2 separate regions of the Homo sapiens genome follow, and region 1 is linked to region 2. Evidence: chromatin contacts called from ENCODE Hi-C or POLR2A ChIA-PET data. All regions are on one chromosome and are shown on one strand. Each heading gives the region's core, a stretch centred on a gene start or an enhancer-like site at or near the end of the contact. The rest is flanking DNA. Distances are from core to core; before and after follow the strand shown. Region 1 holds the start of WDR86-AS1 (WDR86 antisense RNA 1). Region 2 has its middle 29 kb from the start of NUB1.

Evidence for each region. A loop is a pair of places that touch in the nucleus more often than their neighbours do. ChIA-PET counts read pairs that join two places held with the same protein, here RNA polymerase II (POLR2A). Pooled maps may share reads with other maps.
Region 1: a loop to region 2 is called in a pooled map, with 2.7 times the contacts of the local background. The contact joins the promoter of WDR86-AS1 here to the enhancer-like site in region 2. A Hi-C loop is called at or near these places in 6 of 50 pooled maps. POLR2A ChIA-PET finds 5 or more read pairs at or near these places in 2 of 52 experiments (CD8-positive, alpha-beta memory T cell and activated T-cell).

What each region holds. Positions count from the first base shown.
Region 1 is chr7:151,404,604-151,410,749 of GRCh38, forward strand. It overlaps WDR86-AS1 (WDR86 antisense RNA 1), which reads left to right and starts at 4,558. Exons shown (of 6, transcript NR_109857.1): 1 at 4,558-4,779. It overlaps WDR86 (WD repeat domain 86), which reads right to left and starts at 5,435. Exons shown (of 6, transcript NM_198285.3): 1 at 4,824-5,435. The coding sequence starts at 4,986. RefSeq lists an enhancer at 6,001-6,146.
Region 2 is chr7:151,309,712-151,315,541 of GRCh38, forward strand. No RefSeq gene overlaps it. Among named protein-coding and RNA genes, the nearest start is that of NUB1, 29 kb to the right of the region's middle. Within about 2 kb of position 4,305, at least 4 of the 41 ENCODE cell types and tissues checked have a DNase peak (open chromatin) inside an H3K27ac peak, as active enhancers do.

The DNA.
Region 1 (6,146 bases), core at 3,308-5,807, 95 kb after region 2:
ATGGGGGTGGGCTCATCACACCTCCAGGGGCTGCAGTGATTGTGCAGAATAAGCAAAAAAGCCAAACTAAAAATAAATATTTCTGAAGGGATGAAGAATGCAGATAAGATGCAGTTATTATGTTCAAAGAACATGCTGAGGCTGACGGTTTTCTGCCAAGGTAGCGCCTGCACACCCTGGGGACTCGCTGGAAGTTTCAAGTCAAACTGCTTCCTCCCCCACCACCCCAATGCAGGAAAAGCAGCTCAGAGCTTCGGACCTGCTGGTGGCGGGTCTCTGCCGGCGGTGGGCTGCAGTGGGCCTGGTGCCCCTGACTTGCGTGGAAGCCGTGTCTCCCTTCCCTGTGTCCCAGCTTTAGACAACGGACTGGACAGCCACCCTGGAAGCCACACGGGGCAGGGATGGCACTGCTGACCTGGTTTGCTCCAGCCCTTGTAGCACAAGGGTTATTTTCACCTGTGGGGGAGGCCCCACTGAGCCTGCTGTCCAGGACTGAGCCTTCCTCTGCTCCCCAATCCCCCTCTTTTCCACCCTGCCACCGCCATCTGCATGGACTTCACAGTGGGCTCACTCTTATCTAAGACTCCCATTGGGTTAGAAAAGAGGGAGCCCACCGTGGGTTCCGACAAGTGGGAGCCGCAGCTGGAGACTCTAGGTCAGGATATGTTCCCCTCCCCCAGCTCCGACCCTGCAGGGCTCCCTCAGGCTGGCTGTGGCCATCCAACCTGGAAGGAAGCCCTCTCAGCTGTTTCCAGGATGCAGTGGCTGCGTCCCCGACTCAGGCCCAGAAGAGGTGACAGCCTTGCTGTTCCGAGCCACGGCCACTGTGGTTCCCTTATGCTCCACCTGCATTTTGCAGTGTCCCTTTATTAAACTCTCCTGGTAGAACCCAGTTTCGAGGGTGCTGGGACCCTGAGGCAGGTGACATCTGGGCCCAGAAGCACCAACAGCGTGGCTGGAATGGACACTGACGTGGCCACCAGAGACTTGTAGCAAATCTGCAAGCCCCCACTTTGAACCAAGACCTACGCAGCTTGGCTTTCTGGACTTCTCCGGTGGGAGCGGTCAGTTGCCCCCAAGCTGTGTGAGGCTGCTGTGGCTCTTGTCACCAGCGTGCCGCAGGCCTCCTTCAGCCCAGTCTTCTGGGCCACTGCTCTCCCGCCAGGCTTCACAGGGAGTCTCCTATGCCACCGGCTCCCAGCAAATGGGAATGTGGGGTTGTACCCAGGAAATTAACAACAATCCCCGCCCCCTCATGTTAGAAGACGAGGAAGCGTGTGGGACAGCCACAGTGGGCTGCCACCTTCAGGCTGAGTCCCCTACTCAACAGGAACAGGATAGGATAGGTACTACCATTTTGGAAAATGTCACTCATCTCATTGAACCAATAAAGTGCCCCCAAATAAGGAGATATTCAATGAATAAACCTGAAAAAGAGGAGGTCAGGGATAAGCAAGTGGCAAGTAATTCTTCTCTTTGCAGAGTAATTGCAATGAAGCCTTTTTCACTGTGAGCTCACCAACCGCATTTGAAAGGCAATTCCGTGTATGAACAAGTGAATGCACCCACAGGGAGGGGCTCCCCACACGCCGGTTCTGCAGCCCACTCTCCCTGGGGCCTCCGGGAGCAGCACCTCACCCACCAACCCCGCACGCCACAGGGAACGGCCTTCACTCTTCCTCTCCCTCTCACCCTTTGGCCCAAACTTTCCTAAGCTCTGCGAGACACCCAGGAAAGCCTGCGGTCCCTGATTGCCCCTGCTGCCATGAACAGAGCCAGAGGTCTCTAGAGGAAAAGCGTACGTAGGAGTCGCCAGCCCCAGCCACTCTGCTCGAGAAATCCAGGACCGGCCAACCACAGGCTCTTGTGGGCCCAGAGCTGTGCAAGGGCCAGGACGGAACCAAAGTGGAAAGAGATCTAGATTTAGAGTTAGGATGCTTCTAGGGATGGGGCCACCACAGACCAGCCATGTGGTCTGGACACAACTTCCCCCACAGTGGTAAGAGAAGCACCGTACAGTCTTCAGAAACCCTCTCTGCCATGGACCAGCTGCGGGACCCTGGACAAGTCCTGCCACCGCACCACGCCTCGAGGGATGTTGGCGACAGCACCCACCCCATTATCGATGGTATCTAGAAAACAACAAGAATGCCGTGTATGCTGCTCATGAGTCTGCACCTCCCCACTCTCCTCTGTGAACTGGTGTCAATCCCACCCACCTCAGAGTTGTGAGGATTCATTACACAATAAAAAAGCACAAAGATGTGTTATTTATAAAATATAGGGCACTAAACAAATGTTAAGACATTTTAATAATATTTCACTGATAGAAAAAAAAAATCCTGCAGGAGAAAGGAACTGGCAACACCTTGCTTTCTTTGGGGATCCACACAAAAGGACTGTCACACACTCACAATGACTCTTTTGCAAGTTGAGCGTATCAGTAGAATCTCAGGATAAAGAAAGATGACCTCTGTCCCCGTCCTTGAAAATTCCTGAAAATACCAACCCATATAACAGCAAAAACAATCCTAGCAAAATGGGCCACAGTTCTTTCATTCCAGTGTCCTGCTTGAGCGGGGATAGCCCTGCCCTCAATTAGGGCAGAAGGTTGGGCACCCTCCCTGGGAAGTGAGTGTCAGTACCTCAAGGGGACAAGCAGCCGTGAGGGTCACCAAAGTGGGTGTGAAGGAAGGAGGCACAGGTGCCAGACACAGAGCTGGGCAGGAGGGTGGGCCCTGGAGGCTTGGTGAGGCTCCAGAGCTGCCGTGGGGGCAAAGCCAAGTGCCCACCAGGCTACCGGCAGCCTGGCAAAGCCTGGGGCCTCACTGGGGAGAAACCCCACCTAATTGTGGGCTAAGCTGGGCTCCCACAACCCGTCCCCAGCCCAGGGGCTCCCGGGGCCAGCTGTGCATAAGACCCACCCAAAAGCTTGTTAGAAATGCCAATTCTAGGCCGGGTGCAGTGGCTCACACTTGTAATCTCAGCACTTCGGGAGGCCAAGGCGGGTGGATCACCTGAGGTCGGGAGTTCAAGACCAGCCTGGCCAACATGATGAAGCCCCACGTCTAATAAAAATACAAAAAAATTAGCTGGGCGTGGTGGCGAGCACCTGTAATCCCAGCTATTCAGGAGGCCAAGGCAGGAGAATCGCTTGAACCCGGGAGGCGGAGGTTGCAGTGAGCCAAGATCGTGCCACTGCACTCCAGCCTGGGCAACAAGAGCGAAACTCCATCTCAAAAAACAACAACAAGAAGAAATGCCAGTTCTACAGCCCTATTCATGGAGGACTGCATCACTGGAGCCCAGGCCTGGGGATCTGCATTTCTGAAACACCACCCACCCCTCTACCCCCAAGACAGTCTTATGTTTGGGAGCAATACCAACTGGACTTAACATTTCTAAAAGACCTCATATTTTCCATTCCTGGTTGAATGCCTATAAGTGTGTGTGGCTGTTTGGGGGGGATGTGTGTTAGTTTGTGGCCACCTCTCCATTATCCACACCAACTCCCAAGTAACCGGTAATCCAAAAGTCATCCCTGTTGGGTTTGAAATATCTGCCCTAACTATGTAATATTTTTTTCTTTTCTTTTCTTTTTTTTTTTTTTTTAGACAGAGTCTGGCTCTGTCACCCAGGCTGGAGTGCAGTGGCACGATCTTGGCTCACTGCAACCTCTGCCTCCTGGGTTCAAGTGATTCTCCTGCCTCAGCCTCCCGAGTAGTTGGAATTACAGGCGCCCGCCACCACGCCCAGCTAATTTTTTGTATTTTTATTAGACACAGGGTTTCATCATGTTGGCCAGGCTGGTCTCAAACTCCTGACCTCTGGTGATCCACCCACCTTGGCCTCCCAAAGTGTTGGGATTACAAGTGTGAGCCACCGAGCCTGGTCAACTGTTCTTATTTAAAACCAGCAGTATCAGGATTAGCCAATATTGGGGCTAATATCCTACCTAAGTTGGAAGGCCTGGGCGAGGCCACAGAGAGTTCACTGATGATGGTGGAAAAGCCCGCGGTGATAAAGAACTACCCACAGCAGAAAGCCTCGCGGCTCATCCAGGGGACTACGTGTGCTACCTGGGCAGTAGGAGGGCCAGAGCTGAAAGGGACCTCACAGTGCATGGGACAGGCCCAGGGGAAGGTGCACCCGAGGCACACTGACCTCCTGAGTGAGTACAGGGCACAAATAGAAACCAACAGGCATGCAGGCAGGGTTTACAGCAATGAGAGGGCTCAGACTGCCATCTACCCCTCACTGGCTGTGCGACCTGGGCGAATTACTTAACTCCCAGCCTGTTTCCACGTCTGTATGTGGGGTAACATAGTGTGACGACGGCACACTTCTCCGCACCGCTGGCCCTTAACAAGCGTCTACTGTTGCTGTGAGAGTCGTCAACAGGAAATGCCAGCAGAAGAGCACAATTGGCCACAAAGAGGCCACAAGGCACCTAGAGACAAGGGAAGGTTTGCTTAGAAGGAGTATAGGTGCAACTTTTTGTTTGTTAACATTGTTGTCAAGGGAGATTTCCTGCCGCTGGTTGACAAATGATCTTCGCCTTTGTAGCGGACGCCCCTCGACCCACCCACCCGATCCCGGCCGCACCCTGCTCTGCACCCGCACCCCACCCCCAGACCTCACCCTGCCCTGCCGTGCGCTCAACAGCCAGATGCTGGGCCCAGACAAGCGCTCTTCCGCTAGTGTGCCGGGATGAGCGGGGGCTGGACTTCTAGAAAGGGGTCTGCGGGCGCAGGAGCTGGGGTCCGCGGTCTGGGGCCGGTGAGCTGCGGCGAAGAGGTCAGGGAGGGAGTGGGAGGGTCTACCTTGCAGGAGCGCGCAGCACTGGCCGTCCGCGGTGCTCCAGAGCCGGGCCGTGCCGTCCTCGCTGCCCGTCAGCAGGCGCTGCCCGTCGGGGCTCAGGCTCAGCCAGTTGATGCCCCCGCGGTGGTCGGCGCAGACCCTCAGGGCCGACCCGCCGCCCCCCATCCCGCTGGCAGGGCGGGGAACAAGAAGGAGCTGCGCCCCGCTAGGGAGGGGCGCCCCGGGGTCCGCGCGGCGGCTCCGTACGACTGCGGCCCGCGGCCATCGCGGGGAACGGGGAGCCCGACTCCTGCGGAGGCACGCGGCGAGGGGAGGGTGAAGGACCCTAGCTCCCCGCTGCCTCCAGCCTCTGGGCCCGCGAACCCAGGGCGCTGCGGGGGGCGGCCCACTCGGGACCTCCGCCCTGGGTAGAGTCCTGGGCGCGCGGGCAGAGAGAACCCCCTTCCCAGCACCGCTCGGAGGATCCACACCCCACCGGGCGAACAAGGCAGCTGCGTCTCTGGTGCACAAGGAGCCCCCCGCCTCCTCTCGCGCCCACGGGGCTGGGGCGGGGAGAGGAACACGGGAAGCCGAGCGCCCCGCGCCCTCCCCGGCCGAGCGCGGAACAATACGGTCCAGCCTGGCTCCTCCTCAGAGACCACCCCTCACCCGATCCCCTCCCACTTCTCGGGCTGCGCCCCAGCCCCCACCCCGCGCGCCTGCAGCCTCCCCCCTTCGTCGCTGTGCGGGTCCGGGGGACGGCTCCACGTGCGACCCTCCTAGCTGCCCGGGCTGCGCCTCTGGGCTCTGGCCTCTGCCACCTCCGCCGCCGCCGCCTGGGTCCCCTGAGCCAAGGGCCGGGACGAGGGAGGGGGAGGCGGACAAAGGGTCGGGGTCGGGGAGAATCGCGCGCCGGGAACTCATTTGGGGCGCAGCTCCACCGACCCCTCGGCTACTCGCCTCCACCAGGCAAGCCAGGTCCTCCCATGCTCTGAGCCCTAAGGACTCTGCCCGAGGGGCTCTCGGGGACTTGGGGGCGGTCCCCCAATGGAGGGTGCGACAGGGAAAGCCCCGAGTCCGCCCTCCCTGGGAAATCACGCGCACACCCAGGATTCTACTTTGGTCTGGCCGGAGTGGGGATGAGGTGCGAGCCGCTGCGGGGTCGGTGGAGCCGGGATGTCAAGTTCACCTTCCAGCCGCCGCGGGCTCCCTCGGCCTGGGGCGCCTCTAATGGACCCCGGGGTCGGCCTGAGCCCTCCCGGAGCGCCCGGCGGCTGGTTTCCATTAGGGCAGTTCCGGCGCCGACTTCGCTGGGGACGGGGAAGGTGACCCCCCTACTCGGATCC
Region 2 (5,830 bases), core at 3,055-5,554:
AGTGAGTGCCAAGGAAGTTCCGTGTAGCCCAGAAAAACTGAAAAACCATCATAAGTTCTGACTTGTCTGTAGCAGACCGTGTTGGAAGTGCCAACTGCATATCCCTTCAGCAGAGTAGACAGGGCACATCTTTTCTTTTTTTATTATTTTGAGGCAGGGTCTCACTCTGTCACCCAGGCTGGAGTGCAGTGGCATGATCATATCTCACTGCAACCTCGACTTCCCGGACTCAAGTGATCCTCCCACCTCAGCCTCCCTAGTAGCTGGGACTACAGGCATGCACCACCATGTCTGGCTAATTTAATTTATTTATTTATTTATTTATTTATTTATTTATTTATTTATTTATTTTGTAGAGACAGAGTCTCACTATATTGCCCAGGCTTCTTTTTTGATGGGAATGGTATATTTGATAAAACTTGAATACCACCTTTTAGCTACAATGTTAAAAAATTGTTTTGCAACATTGTAATAAAACCAGTGAGAAACTGTAGACTCTAGATTTGGTTGTACAAGATACCTTCTTTTGTCATCAATTTGAAATTAATGAAATCTGGAACAAAAGTAATAAAGATGACAGATAAAATTGATAGAGGTTATTTGGACATTGAGAAGCAAATTGTAACAAAACCCTTTCCAATCACATAAAAAGCAGCAATTGATTCAGGAGAAATGATACATTTTGAATAGAAACAATGAATAAGCTTTTGGGTTCTTTGATAAACCAATGAGTGAATCCTAAGAACATACAGGAAAAGGATGGAACTTCTTTACAATTTGACATGAAATGCTGACATTGAGGCAACAGTGTTTGTAGAGCACCATGTCACAGAGGACACCCTGCCATGCATTCAAAGGGTTTTTAAGAGTAGCCACTAAGCACAAAACCCATGAAATGCCCTGGAATCTTAAAACTCATATATGAAACTTGACAGGTATTTTCCCAGATTTGAAAATAATATTTCAGATATACAATCATTATGACCAACAGAGGGCAGTAAAGCTGTACTAGCCAGGTTCCAATCAGGAGACAGAAACCACACGATAATTTGTACAAGGAATGTTTCCCATAGATAATTAACTTTAGGCCAGGCACAGTGGCTCACGCTTGTAATCCCAGCACTCCACCCAGCCGAGCCTGGTGGATCACTTGAGGTCAGGAGTTCGAGACCAGCCTGGCTAACCCATCTCTACTAAAAATACAAAAAGTAGCCAGGCATGGTGGTGCATGCCTGTAGTCCCAGCTACCTGGGAGGCTGGGACATGGTAATCGCTTGAACCCGGGAGGCGGAGGTTGCAGTGAGCCGAGATCGTGCCACTGCATTTCAGCCTGGGCAACAGAATGAAATTCAGTCAAAAAAAAAAAAAAAGAAAAAAGAAAAAAGAATTGACTTTAACAGGGGATTGGAGTAATAAGGCCTGGCTAGAAAGAAGTTAAGAGAACTCTTGAAAAATGCAGGAATGGCAGATAGAGGCACAACCATCACTCTTAGGGCTGAGATAAAGCACCCCAGAAGAAGGTCCCTGCCACGGCTGAGATCCAGACCTGATGGGAGAGATCGTGGCAGAGAAGTCACTGAGGTGCCAGGTTGGCAGAAGCAGCTGGAAATCTGCTCTCTGGGGTATCAGAGGAATCACCCACAGTGACACGTCATGTCTCAGAACAGTCTGCAAAGCCACAGGAGAAAATGCAGGGGGAAGCAATTCCCAGGACAGTGCCCTAGTGGCCACAAACTCCTGCAAAGCTGCCCAGGGGGCTTCCAGAGAAAGCTACTGGTGCCTGGGAATTGGAGTTGGTGCTGCAGAAGCCACACATGCTGCTGGAGCTGCCAGACACTGCAGAAGCCGGGTGCCTTGCAGGAGCAGGTGTAGAGAAACCTCATGGGCAGCAGGAGCCTCCCAAGAGGAGTGCACCAGACAGTGAAGAGAAACCCCTTTCTCCTCCCGTGTCTCTTCAGCGCCCTCTACTGACAAAGCTTGACATGCAGCTGCAGGCAAAGGGCAACTAATTACAAGGCTCAGCTCAATTCTAGGAGGTCAGGCAATGAGGGACGTATTAGGAGCTGAGATACAATAAGTTGACAACTGGCACAGAAGCTAAAAGAAACTTTTCTAAATTAATAAATCGCTAAATTTTAACCCACCATGCTAGAGCAAAGATCGTCTTTCTAATTTCTCTGATAAGATTGTTGTCATTTAAAGAGTCAATTAAAGAGCCTATAGCCAAAAAATGAAAAAAAATTATAGATATGTGTCAGACAGTTAATTAATAAAAATATTTTATTTTTCTGGATTTTGTAATGTTTGTGGTATTTTTTACTTTTTAAAATTTATAACTTTTTTCTCATTCTTAGTAATATTTATTTTCATTCCTAATATTGTATTTGTGGCCCAGTCTTGGCTCACTGCAACCTCCGCTTCCTGGGTTCAAGTGATTCTCCTGCCTCGGCCTCCCAAAGTGCTGGGATTACAGGTGTGAGCCACTGCACCCGGCCAGTATTGTGTATTTAAACATAATGAAACATGGAAAAGGTACAGTAAATGTACGGTATAATCGTATGGGTCCCATCATCTTATGGGACCACCGTCATGTATGCCGTCTGTCATTGGCCAGTATCATTATGCAGCACATGACTGTGTATTTGGGAGTGGAATATGCCAGCATTCCATTTAGGGGGGTTCAAGACGTTCGTTGTGGCATGACTTGGAGGGCATCTCCTGCTTCCTCTATTAGATGATAACCTCCTTGAAGGGCAGAGCTAGAATTAACGCTGGGGCGGGGGGGCTCAGAGGCATCATCTAGTCCAATCCCCTTGTGTAGGTGGGGAAACTGAGGCCCATAGCGAGGCAGACCCCTGAGACCCTGAGAGGCAAGACCATGTTGGTGTCACGTTAGAGTCCAGGGCTCTTTCTAGTCTTCCACAGGGTGTGTGTGAGTGTGAGAGTGTGAGTGAGTGTGTCAGTGTGTGGGGGCTATGTGTGTTTGTGAGTGTCTGACTGTTGGGGAGTGGTGTGTGAGTGCATGTGTGAGTATGGGTGTGTGTGGATATGAGTGTGTGAATGTGTGTGAGAGTTTGTGAATGTGTGTGGGTGAGTGTGTCTCTGTGTGTATGAATGTGTGGGGGTGGTGTGTGTGTGCGAGTGTGAGGAGTGATGTGAGTGCGTGTGTATATATGTGTGAATGTGTGTGTTTGTGTGAGTGTGGATGTGTGTGGGGTGTGAGTGTGAGGGAGTGGTGTGTGTGCGTGTGTGTGAATGTGTGAGTGTGGATGTCTGGGGGTGTGTGTGAGAGTGTGAGGGAGTGGAGTGTCAGTGCATGTGTGTGGGTGTGTGAATGTATGAGTGTGTGAAGGTGTGTGTGGCTGTGAGTGTGGGGGAGTAGTGTGACTGCATGTATATGGGTGTGTGGGTGTGTATAAATGAACGTATTTGTGAGTGTGGGTGTGGATATGTGTGAGTGTGGGTTGTGGGGATGTGTGTGTGTGAGTGTAGAGGAGTGTGGAGTGGTATGTCAGTGCATGTATGTGGGTGTATATGAGTGTGTGAAGGTATGTGTTACTGAGTTTGTGTGTGAGTGGGTGGGAGAGGTGTGAGTGAATGTGTATGGGTGTGTGTGGGTGTGTATGAGTGAATGCGTGTGTGTGAGGGTGGGTGTGAGTGATGTAGGGGAAGTGGTGTGTGAGCACGTGTATGGGTATGTGTGGGTGTGTATGAGTGAATGTGTATTTGTGAGTGTGTGTGGTGTAGGAGTGGTGTTTGAGTGCATGTGTATGGGTGTGTGTGGTTGTGTATGAGCATGTGTGAGTTCGTGTGTGTGGGAGTGAGTTTGGGATGTGTGGGGAGGGTGTGAGAGTGTGAGTGTGGGGGAGTTGTGTGGGGGAGTAGTGTGTGTGCATGTGTATGGGTGTTTGGTGGGTGTGTATGAGTGAGTGTATTTATGTGTGTGATGTGGGGGAGTGGTGTGTGAGTGCATGTGTATGGGTGTGTGGTTGTGTATGAGTGTGTGTGAGTTCGTGTGTGTGTGGGGTGTGTGTGTGAGAGTGTGTGTGAGTGTGGGGGAGTGGTGTATGTGTATGTGTATGGGTGTTTGGTGTGTGTGAGTGAATGTGTATTTGTGAGTGTGTGTGTGGTGTAGGGGGAGTAGTGTATGACTGCATGTGTATGAGTGTGTTTGGTTGTGTATGAGTTCATGTGCGTGAGTGTGGGTGTGTGCGTGACTGTGGGTATGAGTGTGTGTGTTTGTAAGTGTGAGTGTGGGTGTGAGATGGAAAGGGGGGCAGGGGTGGAGAGAGATGAGGCAGCCTGAGCCCCGGGACGCTCCCCACCCGTTGACCCAGGAGGCTGAGTCAGGCGCCAGTCCCCACTGCCCCGGCCGCCTCCCAGTTCTTGGCACAGGAAAGCTTGTGCTGGGAGCAGAGCCACAGAGGCTGTTCTTAGAAAATGGCATTGGTTGGGGACATGTAACCAAAGGCTGGAGAACTCGCTCCTTTTCAGCAGTTAGGAGAGGGGCTCTCAGATACTCTAACCCCAGCGCATCTTACCAAGGTCCTGACGGTCTCAGCAGCAGGCTGGGCCAGGGTCCCGACGAAAGCCTTAAAATAATTCATGGGTCAAAAGCATGAACTGAAAAAATGTTAATATTCTTCGTAGTCCGTTAAATTGTACCAGTTTATATCCTCACCAGCAAGGTATGAAGACATGTATTTCCCGGTTCCTCCACCCATGGCAGCCTTGGATATTATCAGATATTTAAACCTATCCCAGCTTAGGAGCAGGCAAATGATTTCTTGTGGTTCATTGTGTTTCTTTAATTACTGGAGGGGATAAACCTCTTTGTAAACGTTTGTGGGTCACTTTAATTTTTTGGTGAATTTCTGTGGTCGTTAATTCGTGTTGGGTTCCTCTTTTGTTTAGGAACTTCTTCACACTTCTTAGAGAGAGATACAGAGGGCTTTTAGAAATGGGTGCCTGGCCCATAGTGGGTGCTCAGTAGACGTCCGTCAAGTTAATGAATGACCATGGAGGATCTGGCTTGATGAGGGGTGCAGTGTACTATTCTCTCAAGGTTCTGGGCTTAGAGGGCCAATATGGTCAAATTTTATAGTGACAGGCCGGGCATGGTGGCCCACGCCTGTAATCCCAGAACTTTGGGAGGCCGAGGCGGGCTGATCATTTGAGGTCAGGAGTTCGAGACCAGCCTGGCCAACATGGTGAAAACCCGTCTCTACTAAAAATACAAGAATTAGTGGCGCATGCATGTAGTCCCAGCTACCTGGGAGGCTGACGCAGGAGAATCGCTTGAACCCTGGAGGCAGAGGTTGCAATGAGCCGAGATCGCGCCACTGCGCTCCAGCTTGGGGGCAGAGAGAAACTCCGTTTCAAAAACCAAAAAAAAAAAAAAAATTACAGTGACGATTCCAGGAAACACACCAAGAAGGAAGGGGTTGGCTTGCAGAACGTGGTGCTTTTAATTCTTGCTAGGCAGGTCTCCGGGGCTGTGATCTAACACAAATTCTGAGTCTCACCACCAGAGGGAGCCCTAGACTCAGGAAGATCCCGAGGCGGGTGGGGTACTGCTCAATTTTTAACAGCTGTGTCCTCAGAGTTTTCCATTTTGCACCTAAAAATTTTCCTCCAGGTTTAATGGCTGAAAAGCATGCAACTTCCAGCTTATTAAAAATATTAATATTTTGAAAATAAAACATGTGACTCTTGGCTGTGTGTTCAGTGATATGCAGGCATCGTATCACTCTGGCACCCACCATTTAAACATACGTAAATGAGTTCTTTAACCATTCTTTCCATCCACCTCCCTCATAAACTTTTATCC